2 separate regions of the Homo sapiens genome follow, and region 2 is linked to region 1. The links are chromatin loops, found by intact Hi-C in ENCODE. Cell type or tissue: adrenal gland. All regions are shown on one strand. Each heading gives the region's core, and the rest is flanking DNA. Links, peaks and the distances in the headings are about the cores only.

Region 1 (10,484 bases), core at 1,412-9,411:
AAGAAAATAGCTAAACTATGGTATTTCCAGTTTGGGGTACACCATGCAACAGTAGGAAAAAAGGAGGGAAATATGTATGTGGTGCCATAACTATTAAGTGAAAGGCTCAAGTTTCAGAATAATATGCACTATATCACATCTTGTATTTTTTTAAAAAATTCTGTTTCTGTGTGTATTTAAAGGCATGCAGAAAAAGTCTAGGTAGTACACACCAAAATGAAAAGGAGAATTACTTCTGGGGAATACTCAGATCTTTTTTGTTGTTTCTTTTTTGAGACGGAGTCTCACTCTGTCGCCCAGGCTGGAGTGCAGTGGTGCAATCTTGGCTCACTGCAACCTCTGCCTCCCGGGTTCAAGTGATTCTCCTGCCTCAGCCTCCCAAGAAGCTGGGACTCCAGGCACACGCCACCATGCCCGGCTTATTTTTCTTTTTAGTAGTGGTGGGGTTTCACCATGTTGGCCAGCCGTGAGCCACGGTGCCCAGCTGAATACTCATCTCTTTATTTTGTGAATTTCTTAACACATTGTCACTCGTTGCAGATAATTTGAACGTTACAGAATAAAGTATGGAAGAAAGTGAAAATTACCAGAAAATCTACCCAGCCATAGATAGCAACCTTTAATATGTAGGCGTATTTCTTTCCAGACAGATAAAAATTTTATAATTATGTCGTAAGCTTTTCCAGTGTATTACATACTCTCTGGAAACATCGTTCTTTAATAGCTGCACAGTATGTCACCATAAGACATTACCAAGTATAAGTTTTTCACATTATCTGGAAAGAACATAGGGGGAAATATTTAAAATGTCCCAGGCTTTAACATGCTCTCACAGGAAAAGATTTATCAGAATCACCTAGGAAGCTTTTACAAAATACACCTGTTGGACTGTTTCACCACTACTCCTCATCCAACCTAGATATATTTTTTGGTGAGAGAATTCATTGCAAGCAGACCTGCATTGCAATAATTTTTTTAAAGGAAAGTATTAGTATATTAGTAAAAGGAGTAGTAAATTAGGATTTAAACAAGGAATGAAAATACCAGAAAAAAAATATGTTGGAAAATATAAAAGCCCAGAAAATAAAAAAGAAAATAAATAAAAGAAAACATAAAAGGCACTTTATTAGTCATGTTAAAAGGTAAATGATGGTTTCAAGCAAACGTAAAAACAAGGTATAATATGCATTATAATATATGAAGAAGTAAGCGGGACATGGAGGCTCATGCCTGTAATCCTAACACTTTGGGAGGCCGAGGTGTGAGCATCACTTGATGCCAGGAGTTTAAGACCAGCCTGGGCAACATAGTGAGACCCTGTCTCTAAAAAACAAAAAATATTTTTAAAGTAAATAAAATTTTAAAAAAATAATATATATAGAAGTAAATGTATAATGGTTATAGCATAAGGGACAGGAGGAGGAAATGGAAGAATAATGTTATTAGGGTCTTATACTATATATGAAATGTCATAATATTATTTGAAGGTAAACTATAATAATTTCAAGTTACATATTGGAAAGACTGAAGCAATCACTAAAATTATCAAATACAGAGGTATAGGTAATAAACCAGTAGTAGGGGTAAAATTGAACCATTAAAAAATGCTTAAATAAGGGGCCAGGCGTGGTGGCTCACGCCTGTAATCCCAGCACTTTGGGAGGCCAAGGTGGGTGGATCACAAGGTCAGGAGTTTGAGACCATCCTGCCGAACATGGTGAAACCCCGTCTCTACTAAAAATACAAAAAAATTAGCTGGGCGTAGTGGTGGGCGCCTGTAGCCCCAGCTACTCGGAAGGCTGAGGCAGGAGAATGGCGTGAACCCGGGCCGGGAGGCGGAGCTTGCAGTGAGCGGAGATGGCGCCACTGCATTCCAGCCTGGGCGACAGAGCGGGACTCTGTCTCAAAAAACAAAAAAAAAAAAAACTTAAATAATTCAGAAGAAGGCAGAAAAAGAACAAAAAGAGAGCGAATGAAATGACTAGAAAACAGACCAACAAGAGGATTTTAGTTCAACCACACTGACAATTATGTTAAAATTATATGGTTTAATCTCTTTTAAACTCTCCAATTCAAAGGAAGACATTAAAAGATTGGATAAAAAACAACACCATACTACATGCTGCCTATGAAAAAAAACTTTAAAGATTAAGACACAGATTAAAAGGATGAAAAAATATATACCAAGAAAACACCAATCAAAATAAAACAAGAGTGGCTATATTAATACAAAACAAGGACTATTAACAGAGATAGAAAGGGATCTCTCATAATTACGAAGAGGTCAATTCCTCAAGAAGACATTTCAATTCTAAATAAGGGTTAAAACTATAACACTTCTAGAAGAAAACAGGTGAAAATCTTTGTGATTCTGGGTTAAGCAAAGAATTTTTTTTTCTTTTTTTTTTTGAGACGGAGTCTCACTCTGTCACCAGGCTGGAGTGCAGTGGCACAATCTTGGCTCGCTGCAACCTCCACGTCCCAGGTTCAAGTGATTCTCCTGCCTCAGCCTCCCAAGTAGCTGGGACTACAGATGCGTGCCACCACGCCCAGCTAATTTTTGTATTTTTAGTAGAGACAGGGTTTCACCCTGTTGGCCAGGATGGTCTTGATCTCTTGACCTCGTGATCTGCCACCTCCGCCTCCCAAAGTGTTGGGATTACAGGTGTGAGCCACCACACCTGGCCTAAGCAAAGAATTTTTAGGTCTGGCTGCAGCGGCTCACATCTGTGATCCCAACACTTTAGGAGCCTAGGAAGATTACTTGAGACCGGGAGTTCAAGACCAGCTTGGGCAAAATAGCAAAACCCTGTCTCTACAGAAAATAAAAATAAAAGACTTTTTAGGACACAAAAAGCACAAACCATAAAAGAAAAAATTGTTAAACTGGACTTCATCAAAATTGGAAGTTCGTGTTCTTTTTTGTTTGGTTTGTTTTTTACAGAGTAGAGACAAGGTCTTCCTGTGTTACCTAGGCTGGTCTCAAACTCCTGGGCTCAAGGAATCTTCCTGCCTCAGCCTCCCAAAGTGCTGGGATTACAGGTGTGAACCACCGTGCCCAGCCAGAAATGTTTGTTCTTTAAAGATGATATTACAAAAATGAAAGGGCCACAGACTGGGAGTCAATATTGCAAAACAAATATCTGAAAAAATATTTGTAAACAGAATATATAGGAAACTCTTACAATTCAACCTTAAGATAATAGTACAGTAAAAATGTGTGCAAAAGATTTGAACAGATACTTCACCAAACAATATAAATGAAAGGATAAATAGGCACATGAAAAGATGTACATCATTAGTCATTAAGGAAGTGAAAATTAAAATTACCATGAAATATCACCACATACCCACGAAAATGACTAAAATTAAAAATGGTTGGTGAGGATGTAGAGCAACTAGTTTCTCATACGTTGCTACCGGGAGTACAGTGGTTCAGCCAGTTTGGGAAATAGCTTGACTCTCTAATAATTAAAGTTGAACATATACTTACCACATGATCTAGCAATTCCACTGCCAGATATTTAACCCAAGAGAAATGGAAACATGTCCACACAAAGACTTGCATGGAAAATTTCATAACAATTTTACTCATGATAGCCAAAAACTAGAAACAAACCGAATATCTATCAACTGGTGAACAGGCAAGTAAATTGTGTTGTGCCCTTATGATGGAATGCTACTCAGCAATAAAAATAAACGAAGTGGTATGTGCAATCATATGGATAACTCCCAAAGCATGATGCTAAATGAAAGAAGCCAGACACAGAAGTCTACTGATTTCATTTATGTGGCCATGTAGAAAACCCAAAACTGGCGGCAGAATGATCAGTTCTGGGGTTAGAGGGGGAGGAAATGAACTGCAGAGGAGCGCAGAGAACTTTTTGAGTCACGAGAATGTTTTCTGTCTTAATTTTGGTGATGGTTACATGACTGTATTCATTCAAAACTCATTAAGTGGGTGATTATACTTTTTTTTTTAAGGACAGGGTCTTGCTCTGTTGCCCAGGCTAGAGTGCTGTGGTGCAATCATAGCTCATCACAGCCTCAAATTCCTGGGCTCAAGGGATCCTCAGGCCTCAGCCTCCTGAGTAGCTGGGACTACAGATGCACACCACCATGCCAAGCTAATTTTTTTTTTTTCGTAGAGACGGGGATCTTGCTATGTTAATGATTATCCCAACTTGGTCTCCCAAAGTGCTGGGATTACAGGTGTGAGCCACCGCACCTGGCCCTGACTATACTTTAAATGGGCAATTTTTTATTGTATATAAGTTATTCTTCAAGAAATCAGATTTTTAAAATGATATTTAGTTGTGCCAAAATTATTGAAACATAATATTGAATTATTGAATACTCTATAAAGCATCCTATTCTGCTTACAAACTATTTGTCTCAATACCCAAGAGATATGAAACCTACCTGAAAAGTCTACATACACTCTATGGTAAAAATGAAAAAATGATATTACTAATTCAGTTTGAAAAACCTTTAAGCAATGGTCATTTTCATCCATTTCGATGGTTGGGAGGGATAGGGATAGCTATCAAGACAGATATTGAAAAGATTCTGAACATAATGTTCACCTGAGTACCTCCTTACCAGTAAATAGAAGGACAAGCTTCCCAACTCCTTATGATCTCTAAGAGTTTGCTTACATTATTTAGTCATTTATGATCAAGGCACATTCTGTATGCTACTTATATATTCATAATTTGACATTCAGTGATAATTTTTTGAATCTTTTTTTTTTTGAGACGGAGTCTTGCCCTGTCGCCCAGCCTAGAGTGCAATGGCGCAATCTCAGCTCACTGCAACCTCCGCCACCCAGGTTCAAGCAACTCTCCTGCCTCAGCTTCCCGAGTAGCTGGGATTACAGGCACCTACCACCACGCCTGGCCGATTTTTGTATTTTTAGTAGAAATGGGGTTTCACCATGCTGGCCAGTCTGGTCTCGAACTCCCGACCTCAGGTGATCTGCCCACCTCGGCCTTCCAAAGTGCTGGGATTACAGGCGTTAGCCACCGCGCCCAGCCAATTTTCTGAATCTTAAGATAATTTTACTGAACATACTTTGCTTAATTAACCTCTACAGTCAGGTTAATTCTGTAACCAAAAAGAGTATTTAGCAAATTCAACAACAGCAATAATATTATCATCTTCCAGCGTCTGCCTGTGTTTGGACCAATTGAAGATATGGTAAATTGACTCCCTTAGAATAGCTGGGAATTAGGAAAAGAGTGCCAAACTCTATAGCAGGTAATACTTCTCAGTAGATAGAAGTATACATTCTCTTAAGACAGTAATAATACTCTTTAAATAGTAGTCTCGGCCAGGTGCAGTGGCTCACACCTGTAATCCCAGCACTTTGGGAGGCCAAGGTGAGTGAATCACCTGAGCTCAGGAGTTCGAGACCAGCCTGGCCAACATGGCAAAACCCTGTCTCTACTAAAAATACAAAAATTTGCTGGGCGTGGTGGCATGCACCTGTAATCCCAGCTACTTGGGAGGCTGAGGCGGGAGAAGTGCTTGAACCCGGGAGGCGGAGTTTGCAGTGAGCTGAGATTGTGACACTGCACTCCAGTCTGGGCGACAGAGCAAGACTCCTTCTAAATAATAATAATAATAATAATAATAATCACAAAGCTCATGAAATTATACCAGGAAACAATAGGGGAAGAAGATGAAGAAAAGGAACCTGGGCCACTGAAGTCCGTAGTGAATGAGATCTTAGCAAGCTGACCTTCCCAGAGCTGAGCCCTTCGTTGAACTGAATTAATAAGTTGGCATTCTATTTCAGAGTGGCAAGTTACCTCAACCTACTCCCTTTGGAACCCACTTCCTGTGAAGTTTCTTACTTGGAAAATCCTGAAATGATTATTTATTTCACCCTCCTGTGTTTTCCCTTCCCCACCCTTCCTAAGATACTTTGAAATGTCTTTTGCATGCGTATCTAGATGAGGTTCCCACTGGAGAAGAAGCATGTTGAATTTCACATCTTGTAGGCTATGCAATTCTCACTCTTCAATAAGGGTGCTAAGCAATAATTATAGTCATGATGATAAAGGGGCCAGGCTATGGGTATGCATGTGTACAAGGAAACTAGATATGAATGTGGGGCTTCCTAGAGAAAAACAAGGTAGTGTGGCCTCATAGTTTAGTACAGGTAGGGAGTAGCTTCTCAAATTAGACCCTGTCAGCTGCCAGGCTGATTTCAGCTCTCTATCTATGCATCTCTACAGCTCTCACCACGGAGCTTTGACAGAGGTATTACCTTATGACAGGATAGGACTGGGGGATCTTATCACTTGTCTCTGCCTATAACAAGCCAAGACAGGTTGGAGTGTGGATTGGCTTCCAAAAAGAATCAGGACACCAGGGCTAGGTCTTGATTAGAAAAATAAAGTCTGTCGGGCTGTCTTTGCCCACAGGTAGTCATTAGAAGGACGCCTCGAGGGCGGAACACCAGCTGGAAGAGCAATGTGAAGCCCCGTAAAGACTTAGCCCTTATTGCCACATCTATTCTGATTCAGTTTTTGAAATGGAAAAAACAGTGTTACCTCTGTAGACACCTGTGATACATGGCCACCCCCTAAAGATAGATGACATTCCAAAATAGATTTCCTAAGAGATTTTCAAGTGCACAGATCCTCTCAAGAAGCATCTTCTAATCATCGAGTTACATGAATGAAAATCTGTGTAGCAGCTTGTTGAAAAACTTGTCAGCTAACCGGGAGGATCATTGTTGACATTCCTACATATTTCCACAATCAGATGTAAGCTGGCTGAGAATAAGGTCTATGCCTCACACTTACTTGTGTCCTCTCTAAGAAGGCCTTGGGCACAGCAGGTGTTGATTAACTACGTGATTGACTTAAAATGTTTAATTTTGTGCAGCCGGGCGCGGTGGCTCACGCCTGTAATCCCAGCACTTTGGGAGGCCGAGGTGGGCAGATCACAAGGTCAGGAGATCGAGACCATCCTGGCTAACACGGTGAAACACTGTCTCCACTTAAAAAAATACAAAAAATTAGCCGGGCATGGTGGCGGGCGCCTGTAGTCCCAGCTACTCGGGAGGCTGAGGCAGGAGAATGGTGTGAACCCGGGAGGCGGAGCTTGCGGTGAGCCAAGATCGAGCCACTGCACTCCAGCCTGGTGACAGAGCGAGATGCTGTCTCAAAAAATAAAATTTAATTTTGTGTATCCAAGCCCACCCTCACACACATTCATGCACACTTACACACACACACACACACACACACACACACACACACAGAACAAACTAGGTTTTTTAATGAAATGTGTTCATCATAACAGTAAAAGATATACTTTTATTTATTTTTATTGAGATGGAGTTTCGCTCTTGTTGCCCAGGCTGGAGTGCAATGGCCTGATCTCGGCTCACCACAACCTCCGCTTCCCGGGTTCAATCGATTCTCCTGCCTCAGACTCCCGAGTAGCTGGGATTACAGGCATGTGCCACCACACCTGGCTAATTTTTGTATTTTTAGTAGAGACGAGGTTTCCCCCATGTTGGTCAGGTTCGTCTCGAACTCCTGACCTCAGGTGATCCACCCACCTCGGCCTCCCAAAGTGCTGGGATTACAGGTGTGAGCCACCATGTCTGGCCAAAGACACACACTTAAAAATTATATTATCTCTTCAAAGGCCAGAAAATCATGATGTTTCACTTTTTAAAGGCCAGGTGTGGTGGCTCATGCCTGTAATCCCAGAACTTTGGGAGGCTGAGGTGGGTGGATCATTTGAGGCCAGGAATTCGAGACCAGCCTGGCCAACACAGTGACACCACTTCTCTATTGAAAATACAAAAATCAGCCGATGTGGTTGCGCGCCTGTAGTCAGTTACTCAGTAACGGAGGGAGGAGAGTCGCTTGAACCCTGAACCCGGGAGGCAGAGGTAGCAGTGAGTCGAGATTGTGCCACTGTGGTCCAGCCTGGGCAACAGAGCTAGACTCTGTCTCAAAACAAAAGAAGAAAAAATAAAGGTTTTAAAAAATTATTACTATAATTATTTAAATACTAAATATAAGATATAGAGCTTCGTATTCATTACTTCTCCATCCCAGCTTGACTAACCCATTCATCCAATCTCCTCTAGCTCAATCTCGCATTCATTCCTTCTTTGCAAAATTCGGTTTCTCTCTCCACTCTAATATTAATGATACTCTGTTTTATAAGAAGACCATTTCAAAGCTTATGCAATCTGATCATCTTGTACATTTTAATTACATGTAGAACATACATAATTGGACTGAATATAATCACTAGAGCATTGTGGTGAGGAGTGAGGGGAAGACCAAAATGAATTCCTTAACGAGCTTTGTGTTCGAGGCTTTTCACTCTCACTGTTTAGAGGCTCTGTAATGAGCCCAGTTAGAAATAGTCCAGTAAGGAGGAGGGATGACCTGCCAGTCTGTGTTGTTTTCAATCACATTAAGGCCCTCAAAGTAATTTTTTTTTTCCATGACCACTGAGAATAACAAGAGTTGACAATGGGGAAAAGGTGGGGAAGGAAATAAGTAGGAAATTGTGACAAATGGACATGAGAGCCAAGCTCCATTTTAAAGGTCAACAGATCCATTTAGATATTATGATAGCTTGTCAGCTTCTAACACACTATAAGCTTTTAGTATTTCTATGATATTAACTGGGGTTTTAAAGGGCCTTCCCAGTCAGTTTTTATATTTTTTTAGGTAAAAATAGAGGCACAAGGGACATGCAATATTGTGTCAAATAAAGTCTGACCTGCTTCCTGATCCTGACAACAGTCCACTTCACAGTTAAAATCCCTCATTAACAATAGTCCCTGAAGTTATAGCCGGCAATTTATGTGACTCTTAATTTAAATGAGGACGGCAGGCCTAATCCTCATGTTAAATTTAGGATTAGTTTTCTAGCTGGGCTTGCATATCTGTATTTTTAAAAGGTGATGCAATGGCCCACTCAAGTTCGTTATTTTACAGTAGTTTTAATTCCAAAACGGTGTTTATTGGTCTTTTAAAATTTTTTTCTTTTCTTTTCTTTTCTTTTTGGCAGGGGCGGGCAGGGTCTCACCCTGTCGCCCAGGCTGGAGTGCAGTGGCATGATCTCGGCTCACTGCAGCCTTTAACTCCTGGGCTCAAATGATCCTCCCACCTCAGCCTCCCCAGTAGCTAGGACTACAGGTGCATGACACCGTGCCTGGCCTGTTTATTGGTCTGTAATGGCTTATTGTTCAGGACAGATAACTTCTAATGGCACCTTGTATTTTTCTGCTATCTTTTTCTCAAACTCATACACTTATCCTCTTTCTCCCACAGTCCCTTTGAGGAAGGGTGCAAACTGGAATAAAATATATGGGGAAACTGAGACACAGAAAGGGGATGAGTTCGGCCGTAGAGTCACCTACACAGTGACTAACTTTACTAGCAGGTAATTGTATGTCCAAATATAACCTCCATCTAAACCCAAGACACTGAATCTTAGTGAGTCTTAGGATTTTCCCCCTCTCGTATTTACTGATTAGAAAGAAACTTGCCTACCTGAAAACATATTTTTCTGGGCAAATAGCAAGCGCTAAGGATGCTCTATTCATTCTCTTTGACAGGTAAACAGCGTGGAACCAGGATAGACATCCTGAGGGAGGAAACCAAATTTGCAGATAATTATTAAAAGCTCAGTGTTCCTCTAAGTCTGAGATTTTAAAATTACCAGGCTGTATTTGCACATGAATTCTCTAGACAAACCCTGGGTTCAAACCCTGGCTCTGTCACTTAGTAGCTACTTAACTTGTCCGAGCTCCTTAATCTCCCTCTGCCTTTTCCCTCATCTATAAAACGTGGATAATAGCAGCACCCGCTGCATCGGTTGTTAGATTAAATTCGCAAGTGGGTGTAACCCCTTTGGAACAGCGCCTATCAGTAAGTTCTATATATGTTGGTTATTATTAGTATATTATTTGCACAAATCTCGGAAGCACGACTGTTGCATAACATGATAAATATGGCATCAACTCTAAAACTAATGCCTTGTCATAATGCCCATTTCCTTTTCTGATAAGAACACTAACCTGCTGAATCAAGGAAATGCTATAAGACATGGTGTCCTTTTATTTTTATCAAGGCTTATTACGAAGTCTATTAGGATATTTTCATGGGCACAATGGAGAAATGTGAGCTGGAAGATATCAAGAGCACAGCTGTACAGAGGGAGGACCTCAGGCACATGCCAAATTTTGTCCCTGATCTGTACTATTCAACATCGTAATGACTCAGTAAACACTAAAAGAAACACCAACTAAATCTTCCGAGACACAGCCTTGGTTGGTTTGTTGATTAATATTAACACCATGCCTCAGCAAATAAAGAATTTTGTGTCTATATTCTTTTATAGGAAGGGTACATAGTTTTCACCTGACTCCCAAAGGTGTGTTTGACCCCCACCTCCTCAAAAAAAAAAAAAAAAAAAAAAGCTTAAGAACCATT
Region 2 (10,484 bases), core at 1,566-9,565, 150 kb after region 1:
CTGTGATGAAGATGGGAGCTTCATCTACTGATATCCTTGTAACTCACAAATTTCTGATGAAGCTGGGAGCTTCATCACAGGCATGAGCCACTGCGCCCTGCCTGTGATGCTTCTTTAACAATCGCTAGGTTTTCAGATCTGTTTCAAAGTTGACTGAGTAGTAAATGTTGATGTATTGCAGGGAAATTCTTGCCTTCTTATTCTTTTCTTCCCCTAAGAGTTCTTAGTAATTGTGCTTTAATACTTTACCAAATGAACAATGTAGTCATTACACCCAGTTAGTATTGCAGTGAACCTAATAAATTGAGAATGGTTCCTATATTTAACATAGATTTCTGGATTTTTTCCATTAAAAAATCTTCTTTCCTACTATATTTATAACATCTGTATCCACTCTACTTTTGTCTGTTCATTTTTTTTCCCTGTTTTTTTCTTGATTGCATTTTTAGGGAAAGGATTTATTTTACTTTTCTTTAAAAAAATCCATTCCATAGTTTCATTTACTCAATCTACTGATAGCCTTGTAACTCACAAATTTCTGTAATTATCTTAATTTTGTTCTTCCTTGCTGTTTTCCTAAGGTGTGTTTTATTGTCTTTTCATAACTTTTCTGAGATGAATTTCAGTTGGCTTATTTTCACTAATTTTTATAATGACAGTATTTATCCCTGAACAGAGCTTGGACTTGGACTACATTCCTTAGTATGTTCTGCTTCTTACAACTAACCAAATAATTTGTAATTGATTTTTTTTTAAATTTTGAGATGGAGTTTTTCTTTTGGTGCCCAGGCTGGAGGGCAATGGCACAATCTTGGCTCACTGCAACCTCCACCTCCTGGGTTCAAGCGATTCTCCTGCCTCAGCCTCCCAAGTAGCTGGGATTACAGGCATGCGCCACCTCGCCCGGCTAATTTTGTATTTTCAGTAAAGACGGGGTTTCACCACGTTGGCCAGGCTGGTCTTGAACTCCTAACCTCAAGTGATCCGCCAGCCTCGACTTCCCAAAGTGCTGGGATTACAGGAGTGAGCCACCGCTCCTGGCCAGAGAAGCTAGTTATTCTGTTTCTTCGTAATCTGTGTCTAATATCTTTCTCCATTTGTTCAACACCTGTTTGTTGGATATTCACAAGAATGTACCGTGACGGGTCCACTCTGAATCCCTCCGGCAATGACGATGACTCCCTCATGTTATCTAGGAGACACCTAACTGTTTTATGTGTGCCCTACTGTTGTCGCAGCAGCCCAGTGAGGTAGGGACTATCTTTTATCCCATTTTGCACTTGGGGACACTATGGCTCAGACAACTTAGCTTGTTCAAGGTCACCTAGCAGCAGGCAGTAAAGCCAGACTTGACCCCATTCTGGCTTCAAAGTTCCTATTTTTCATCTGTCACAGATTAATGGTAAGTTCACCGAGAATGCAAACAAGATATGCGTTTGGCTACAGCCTGGCGGCTGGGGCTCCAGGCCTTCAGGCTAAAGGAGCAGTTGGAAGGATGAGCAGAGCAGGAGGGGCAAAGGGAGTGACCCGGGAAAAACGCCTGGGGGCCTCTGTTTGCTCAAAATTGACTAGTTAAGTCACACACCATACCTGCCGCCGGCCACGTCACTCTTTCAGAAGGCTTTCCTGTTCTAATGAGGCCCAGAACCTGAGAAATATCTCTAAAGAAACACCCTTGGCCCTTGCAGCCAGCTCCCACAAAGTCTGGCAGCACCCCCAGCCCAGCTGCACGATAAGATAAGACGTGCCCAAGGGACCTGGGGCGAGAAGCCAGACTGGTGACACTGCACTGCTCCCTCCGTGACATCTGTTCACAGCAGACACTGTCCCTCCAGGGACTCGGAGCTCAGCCAAAAGGCCCCTGCTTTTAAGACCAGCTCTATGGAACTCCGCTAGCACTGCCCATCCAGAGAGCTTCTGCAATCAGAGTTGCCCCCAACCCTCTGACCAACCTAGTAGGTGAATCAGCACTCAGTCCTGGGCAGCAGGTCTTAGTAGTCATGACTAGCAGAAAGGACCTTGCATCAGGAGAGCGCACAGCCCCAGGTTGTTGACGTGTGTGCAGCTGGGCATGAGTGACAGGGCTATTTCTGCCCACCAAAGTGCTCTCAGCAAGCAGGAGGTGAAGGGAGATGCTGCCGGGAATTGTAAGATCTAGGCATGGCACCCGCTGCTTGAACCCTGCTAAGGACTGGGGCCCCAACACCCTGCAGTACCTAAACTGCCCTGATGGTTGGTTCACACAGACCACATGATGGTGAGAGGCCCTCACAGCACTGAATCCAGAAACAGGAGCCAGAGAACCTAGGGACTGTCATACCATTTTGAAAAGAGGCACCACTCTCGCTGAACTTCTTTTCTCTGCCACCTCCCTATAACCTTGATAGTGAGTGCTAGTGTCCTGGATTCTGATCAGCTGTAAGCATCAGCCTCCCTATAACCTTGATAGTAAGTGCTAGTGTCCTGGGTTCTGATCAGCTGTAAGCATCAGCCTCCCAGTAACCTTGATAGTAAGTGCTAGTGTCCTGGGTTCTGATCAGCTGTAAGCATCAGCCTCCCTATAACCTTGATAGTAAGTGCTAGTGTCCTGGGTTCTGATCAGCTGTAAGCATCAGCCTCCCAGTAACCTTGATAGTAAGTGCTAGTGTCCTGGGTTCTGATCAGCTGTAAGCATCAGCCTCCCTATAACCTTGATAGTAAGTGCTAGTGTCCTGGGTTCTGATCAGCTGTAAGCATCAGCCTCCCTATAACCTTGATAGTAAGTGCTAGTGTCCTGGGTTCTGATCAGCTGTAAGCATCAGCCACAAAGGACTATGCCCTTGACAGGCTTCCAGGCGCCCTGGGCAGTGGCTGGGCGGACTGCTGTAATCCCACCAGGCAGCTGCATCTGTGCAGGTTCCCGCAGGTGCCCCTTTCACACAAGAGCCACGTTCCTGGAAAGTTGTTCATCAACTGAGTCCTATTGGGGCTGCAACGCTGAGGGTGCGTTTTTAGACTATGAAGGCACAAAGTTGCCACCCAGCCAGAGGCACAGGGTGTCGTCTTCCACCCCTCCCTTTCCCCACCCTCAGCATCCAATCGCTCACCCAGTCCTGCCAGTTCTGTTTCCTCACCCTCTCTTGGGGCAGTCCCATTTTTATACCCACTGCCAATGCTGTGCTGCAGACCTCCAGCAGGGCTCCCGCGCGTGGCTCTCCGCTCCAGCCCATCCTTCGAGCCGCTTCCATCATGGTCCTGCTAAAATGCTGCTACAGCACATTGGGAGGCTGAGGCAGGAGGACCACTTGTTTGGGACCAGGATTCCAGACCAGCCTGTGCAATATAGCAAGACACCGTCTCTACAGAAAATAACGAAAATAAAAAATAAGACGCTGCTCTAAGGATGCCACTGGCTGCGGATAACCTTCCTACTGCTCCCTGCTGCCCTCAGGACAAAGCCTAAGTGCCTCATCAGCCCCTCCCTGATCCGCTGCCCCACACCGCTCCACCTCTGCCTTCCACCTGTACCCTAGGACCCCTTGGGTCCTGACAGGGAGACCCCGCCCTCTCTGAGACGGCTGCCACAGCAGCCCATCTGCCTCACCCCACGGAGGAAAACTGAGTCCAGGAGACAATCCCCCCCTAAATTTACCAACTGTTTCCCCCCTTCCAGAAGTTTCTTGAGAGCAGGAGCCATATGGATTCGTCTCTGCATGCCCAGCCTGAGACATCAGTGCCTAGGACTCAGGAGGCATACCCAGCACATGCTTGTAGAAGAAAGAAAGAAACAGGGAAGGTGTTTTTTGCTATTTATCGCATATTTAATTTCATCTTTATTATATTTTTCCTGATTGTAACAGGATGATGTCTTAGGTGTGAAAAATTAGAAGTGGAAGTGTTAGAGCTCTTCTAGAATTTGTCTAGCAGGTTCTCTGGTTTTTACTGAAACCAAACTCCCATGAGAAAACAACCTACAATTGGGAAAATACATAACTTAGAAAGAAAGGGAAAGTCTTTAGTGTGATAGAAATTCCTCCCATATCTGTTTCCTGTGCTTATTCTAATGCATTGAAATATAAAGTAGATCCTCTGAATACTTTGTTTCATTTTTACCAATATAGAATCATATCATGTTCTTACTGACTTGCTCCCCACTAAATACATTTTAGATATCTTCTGTATCTAATCATAGGGATCTACCTCATTCTTTTTGTTTTGTTTCATTTTGTCCATTGTTTTTTACTGATTGAACAAGAACACCTCTCTCTTTTCAAAGACACATGTAGTATTTAATTGTGTGGTTGTAGGCCAGCTTATTTAGCCCACACACCCTTGATTACAATTTGGCTCATTCCCAGTTTTTGACATTATCAATAATGATGCATGGAATAGCTTGTCTTTTTGAGCTTTGGGGAGCATTTTCTGTGGGAGACTTATTCTGTGGGAGACTCCTAGAAGTGGACTTACTAGGTAAGACTATTTTAAATTTTAATAGATAATTGTCAGATTGTCCTCCAAAAAAAAATGATTGTAACAATTCTGGTACGTTTGGTAGTAATTTACATTTCTACCAAGGACGTGAAAGTGCTTGCTTAGCCATGTCTTCACCAACACTGAGTATTATCAGTCTCTTAAGTCTTCGCCAATCATGTAGGCTATCATATCTATTACACAGATTTGTGATGTTTCTTCAGGGGCTTGCTTGTTTGTACTCAGTTTTTCTGTTGGCTCATTTTTAAGGCCTCCACAGACTTCAGGATAATCAGTCCTTTGTGCTCTGTGCAGCAGTGTTCCCCCCGTTTCTCTTTGTCTCCTGATTTTGTGTGGTGTGTGGTGGTCGAGGAAATGGCTGGAGCACACACTCTGAAGGCAGGCTACTGGGTTTTGTCTGTAACTTACTGGCTGAATGACCATAGTTTAGTTACTTAACCTCAGAGTCCCTTAGATAAGGACAGTACTTATCCCAGGGATTGTTATGAGAATGACACGACTTCAGATATATAAAGTGTTCTGTGCAGGGTTTGACATGAAATGAGCGCTATAAGTGTATATGCTATTATTATTTTGCATTCAAATAATTTTAATTTTATGCAGTCAAATGTATTAATCCTTTATGGCTTCCGGATTTGATGTCATAGTTATAAAGGTTTTCCTCATTCTAAGATTAGAAAGAGATTCACAAAGGGGACTATTTGAAGGAGTCTGCGGGGAGTCCATTTGCAAGATGTCTCCTCCTCCCTTCCCTCCCTTCTGTCCCTTCCGTCCCCTCCGTCCCTTCCGTCCCCTCCGTCCCTTCCGTCCCTTCCGTCCCTTCCGTCCCTTCCCTTCCTTCCGCCATTTTGCTGTCTTGTAAATTGATTTGGCTTTTCACATAGTGGGAATTTTTTTCAAGGGGAAACCTATCTGTGTTTACATAGTGGAAGGATGATACACTGGTCTGGGGACTATGTTGGCTGTCGTGTCATGCCTAAAGTGTAGGCCTGTGTAGGTCGTCCCCTCCCTTCATGGATAAAACAACTACTAGTTATCAGTAAGTGCCAGCCTCATACTACGGCTCCTACCCTGAAGGAGTTCACCGTCCAGTGAGAGAACGGATAGTGATCAGGTGAGAGGTGTCACCAAGGCCCTGTGGTGGAAATAACCAGCTTAATGGAAGGAAGAGCTTCCTGGGTGGACGGCGAGGAAGGGCCCAGAGGGCATTTCAAACACGGGGGATGGGGTGTTCAATCTGCTCTACAGATCCTGGTGACCTGCCTGTGAGGCGCAGGGTCCCTGGCCACCCCCACCCCCCACCTGCACAGAGGCCCCGGGGCAGGGAAGAATGGCTCAGCGCTGGGCAGGGTGAGATGGAGAGTGGTCAGAGGCCAGACCACAAGCATCGGGCCAAGACTAGGAAAGCCCAGCTCCCCTCCCAGCTGTAGAACTTCACTGGTCAGAGAGCCTGAGGAGCCCTAAGAAAGGGACTTCAGTCCTCTGGGGCTCCCTTTGCGTGTCCTTACAATGCAGCCTCAGCTTCTGTCCTTAGGCAGCTGTGCAAATTCTGTAAGATGGTGCATGTGCAGACATTCTGTCCTGCACAATAAAAGTGGACACCTTTGGGGCACTTCCTGCCGCCGCTTGACCGGGAGTTGCTCCCGCCATGGGGGCTGTGCTGTGGGTTCAGCCTGTCTGCATTGCCAGGGGTTCCTGGGCCTGCTTCCTGTGGAGGGGCAGCTTCACCCTGGATGCAGACCTCCCCGTTTGCAGCCCGTCCTGGTGAGCTGACTCTTGCCTCCTGGTCCCCTAGTCTTTTTGTTGACCCAGATCAGGACTCTAGTCCAATACTATTGAACCCTGGCAGAGATGCTCCACAGGAAGGGCTGAGCCTCCTCCTCCCACAGGTGTTTAGTAGCAAGAAAAGAAACTGTGCTTGGGGAGCCTACGCTTTCCCTTTGGCCTTGTTTATCCCAGATATTGGTATGAACCCCTCTTGGCACTGGCAGGGGTTCTACCATCTGCTCACACTAAGGGTTAAAGGCCTGCAGAGGGGACAGTGAGCTCTTCCATCCAAACTTCAACTCCATTCCACAATACCAGAGCCCAGTGAATGGCGTCCCCCGTGGGCAACAGTGATTCTCATGGGAGCAGGGCCCCGAAGGTGAAGGTCACTGCAGAGGGATCCCCACACCTGGATCCCTACGATCCAGTCAGAGGGCACAGAAAGGCACCTGGCTGTTGGGGAAAGGACCCTGGTGGGAGTCACAGAAGCCTTTGTCCCAGTTTCAGCACTGCCCAGTTCTGTTGCCTTGGAGAGGTCCCTTGCCCCGATGGTTCTGTGTCCTGATTTGTAAAACGGGAAGGTTGGACATAGGGCCGAAACGCATGCCCTGTGGGCGGATGGGAGCTTATGCACTTTGAGGTTGGATGCCTTTGAGTGGGCGTGCGCTGCCCAGGGAGAAGCAGCTCCCACCCCTTCCTCCAGTGAAGGCGTTGGCCTTTGTATTTTGCGCTGTTCCCTGGTCCTGGCTTTTGAGAAAAGAGCCAGCAGCCTCTGGTCTTGTTGACACCATCATCTGAGAGTGGCAGGCCACCAGAGGGAAGGGCTAAGGACAGAGCCAGATCTGGCTGGGCCATCTCACCTTCTGGAGGCCGAACTTGACCCGGGATGGAAATAATGAAGCAGCCACTGGCTTTCCCAAGGCCTGTGATCCTCCTGGTCACCAGAAATCCCAAGTTCTTATCTCCTGCTCTTCCAGGTAGGCTGGGCCAGCTTCCCAGGATCTGCTCAGGAGGGCCCTGTGCTGAGAAGGGTCCTGCATTTGGTCTAATTCTCTGCTTTTGCCATCTTGAAATTCCGAGTCTTTTTTTCTTTTTTCCTGTTTTAGACTTCATTCCTGAGGCTCACCCTTAATCAACTTGAACGAGGGGCCCCATATGTTCCTTTTTACTGGGCCATGCAAATTACTGTGGGTTACATTAATGCTCATCTGGAAACCTTTTACCAGTCTCCTCTGTTAGGGTACTGGTTCCCAGCGCAGAGCTTCTGTGATTACCAGAAGAACACTGAAGGAGTCTTCTTGTCTGTCTGGAGCCAGCTGAGATGGCCCTGAGATCCACAGAGCCTCCTCCACGCCCCTGGATGGAGGCGCTCCTGCTCTTCCACCCTTTGTATCTCTCACTTGGCACCCATTCCCGTAATTAATCACAAACTCCGTCTGAGCTATTCCTTTCTAAGCCATGCCCTCTGTACTCTGACTTGCCCCAAATAGACAGATGCTCAATAAATATTTGCTGATTGGCTGGAAAGCAAACAGAGCTATCATCTCAGCACAGAGTTCAGGACATTGCACACAGTGGGTGCTTAATCGATGCTGCTGACTCATCCGCAGAGCAGGCCAGGGTGCAACACAGCGTGACCGTGCCTGTGCTCAGCCTCCCTTCCCTCCAACCGTTCCCTTCCCTTCCCTCCAACCGTTCCCTTCCCTTCCCTCCAACCGTTCCCTTCCCTTCCCTCCAACCGTTCCCTTCCTCCAACCGTTGCCTGCCTGATGAGGATAGGACTGACACTGAAATCCTGGGTGGTGCTGTTGAATCGTGGGGCTTCCTGGTGTGGGATTGTCCCCGGCGAACCTACTCTTTCCCTTTGGCCTCGTTTATTCCGGAAGTTGGTATGGACCCCTCTTGGCATGGGCAGTTCTACCATCTGCTCACGCTAAGGGTTAAGAGCTTGCAGCAGGGAAGCCCAGAGCCCCCAGAGCCCAGTGAATGGCGGGGAGAGAACCGCTGGCGGCAGGTGAAGGTCACTGCAGAGACAGCCTCCATTTCATGGCGGTGGAAATGCAGCCTTAGCGAAAAGAAGGATTTGCTTTTATTTATGTGTTTATTGAGACGGAGTCTCGCTCTGTCTCCCAGGCTGGAGCGCAGTGGCGCGATCTCAGCCCACTTCAACCTCCGCCTCCCCGGTTCAAGTGATTCTCCTGCCTCAGCCTCCCAAGTAGGTGGGACTACAGGGGCCCGCCACCACGCCCAGCTAATTTTCTTTTATTTTTAGTAGAGACGGGGTTTCACCATATTGGCCAGGCTGGTCTCGAACTCCTGATCCACCCGCCTCCACCTCCCAAAGTGCTGGGATTACGGGTGTGAGCGCGCCCCTAGCCTGCTTTTATTTTTAATTAAATTTTTGTTTTTGTTTTTGTTTTGAGAGACGTCTCACTCCATCCCCCAGTCTGAAGTGCAGTGGCGCAATCTCGGCTCACTGCAACCTCCACCTCCCGGGTTCAAGTGATTCTCCTGCCTTAGCCTCCTGAGCAGCTGGGATTACAGGCACCCGCCACCACACCCGGCTAAATTTTGTATTTTTAGTAGATATGGGGTTTCACTATGTTGGCCAGGCTGATCTCAAACTCCTCATCTCAGATGATCCACCTGCCTCCGCCTCCCAAAGTGCTGGGATTACAGGCGGGTGCCACCATGCTCGGCTAATTTTTTAATTTTTAGTAGAGATAGGGTTTCACTATGTTGGCCAGGCTGGTCTCAAACTCCTGACCTCAGGTGATCAACCCAGCTCAGCCTCCCATAGTGCTGGGATTACAGGCGTGAGCCACCGTGTCCAGCCAAAAAAGTTTTTCATGGAGACAGGGTCTCGTTATGTTTCCCAGGCTGGCTGGAACTTCTGGGCTCAAGTGATTTGCCCACCTCAGCCTCCCTAAGTGCTGGGATTAAAGGTGTGAGCCACCGCACCTGGCCAGGAAACGATTCTCTCCCCATCCCTGTAGTTCCAAAATGCCCTTGGAGAAAATGATAAGGACCATTTACATTTGCAAAGAACTTTACAGTTTGTAAACCACTTTCATAAACATCATTCTCAAACTGTCCTGTAAGTCAGGACAAATACTTAAGTACTAATTATCTGGTTGTTGCTTTAACATTTTGGGTTTTTTTTTTACTCCAAATGTTCATTGAAGAAAAATTAGAAAATACAGATAAAGCAAAAAAAGAAAATAATATCTGATATCCTATCGCCTCAAGACGATGCTTAATATTTTAGTCTGCACCCTATCAGATTGATCTAAGTATATAAATATAGATCCTTAAAAATAGGTTAATGCTATCACTGTTCTGTAATCTTACGATCCCCATTTTTAGTAGGTGACTGAGAGAGCTCCCAAGCCATGCAGCTATGAAGGGGCAGGGCCAGGTCTCGACTCCGCTGTCCTGGTTCTAAGTGTCCGCGTCCTCAAGCCAGGCTGCCACTCACACTTCGAGGCTTTGCAGGGGTTGACCGCCTCCATTTCATGGCTGTGGAAATAGAGCCCCAGCAAAAAAGAAGGGTTTGCTTTGGTTGGGCTCAGGGTTGGAGACCCCCAAGCTGTCCTGGTATCCCACAATTCAGCATGGGCAAGGCTGGGCCAAGCTGGACCTGGCTGCTCAGGAGTCCCCACCTCTGCCAAACTGGACTTTGCCTTACAGTGAACAGTCACAGCGATGACAGGGGTCAGCTGTCAGGCGGGAGGCCCAGAGGCGGCAGGTGCCAGGTGGCAGCCTCAGGCTGTGAAGGACTGACCCCAGAGAACAACTGGATATCTGTTTGGTGGCCTTGGAGGTCTCTCGCTCGTTAGTATTTTTAGAAAGAGGGTGAAGGCACAGCAGGGACCTGACACTTGCCTGGCTGCCCTGGGGCATCGCCCTGAGCTGTGGAAAGGGCACTTCTAGCCTGAATCTGGGCCAGCGCTAAAGGCAGGACTAGCATGCCTGCCTGCCTGCGCCCATTCATTCATTCACACTAGCATGCCTGCCTGCCTGCACCCATTCATTCATTCACTCTAGCATGCCTGCCTGCCTGCACCCATTCATTCATTCACACTAGCATGCCTGCCTGCCTGCGCCCATTCATTCATTCACACTAGCATGCCTGCCTGCCTGCGCCCATTCATTCATTCACTCTAGCATGCCTGCCTGCCTGCGCCCATTCATTCATTCACTCTAGCATGCCTGCCTGCCTGCGCCCATTCATTCATTCACTCTAG

What was found. A loop is a pair of places that touch in the nucleus more often than their neighbours do. Peaks named below come from ENCODE experiments on the same cell type or tissue, not always from the same donor. Only the 100,000 strongest peaks of a DNase experiment are listed, where the experiment ranks them.
Region 2: a loop joins it to region 1, with 2.7 times the contacts of the local background. A loop is called at or near these places in 96 of 110 quality-filtered maps.

What each region holds. Positions count from the first base shown.
Region 1 is chr12:736,932-747,415 of GRCh38, reverse strand. No RefSeq gene overlaps it. Among named protein-coding and RNA genes, the nearest start is that of WNK1, 10 kb to the left of the region's middle. RefSeq lists an enhancer at 3,941-4,060. In adrenal gland, for the core only: no CTCF peak of the experiment used is centred there; no DNase peak of the experiment used is centred there.
Region 2 is chr12:582,978-593,461 of GRCh38, reverse strand. All of the region lies in intron 1 of NINJ2 (ninjurin 2), which reads left to right. It overlaps LOC105369595 (a long non-coding RNA gene), which reads left to right and starts at 6,976. Exons shown (of 2, transcript NR_134624.1): 1 at 6,976-7,214; 2 at 7,464-7,764. It also overlaps the pseudogene RNU7-103P. RefSeq lists a silencer at 9,525-9,819. In adrenal gland, for the core only: CTCF peaks have their summits at 1,881 and 2,166; a DNase peak (open chromatin) is centred at 1,811; H3K27ac peaks cover 835 bases.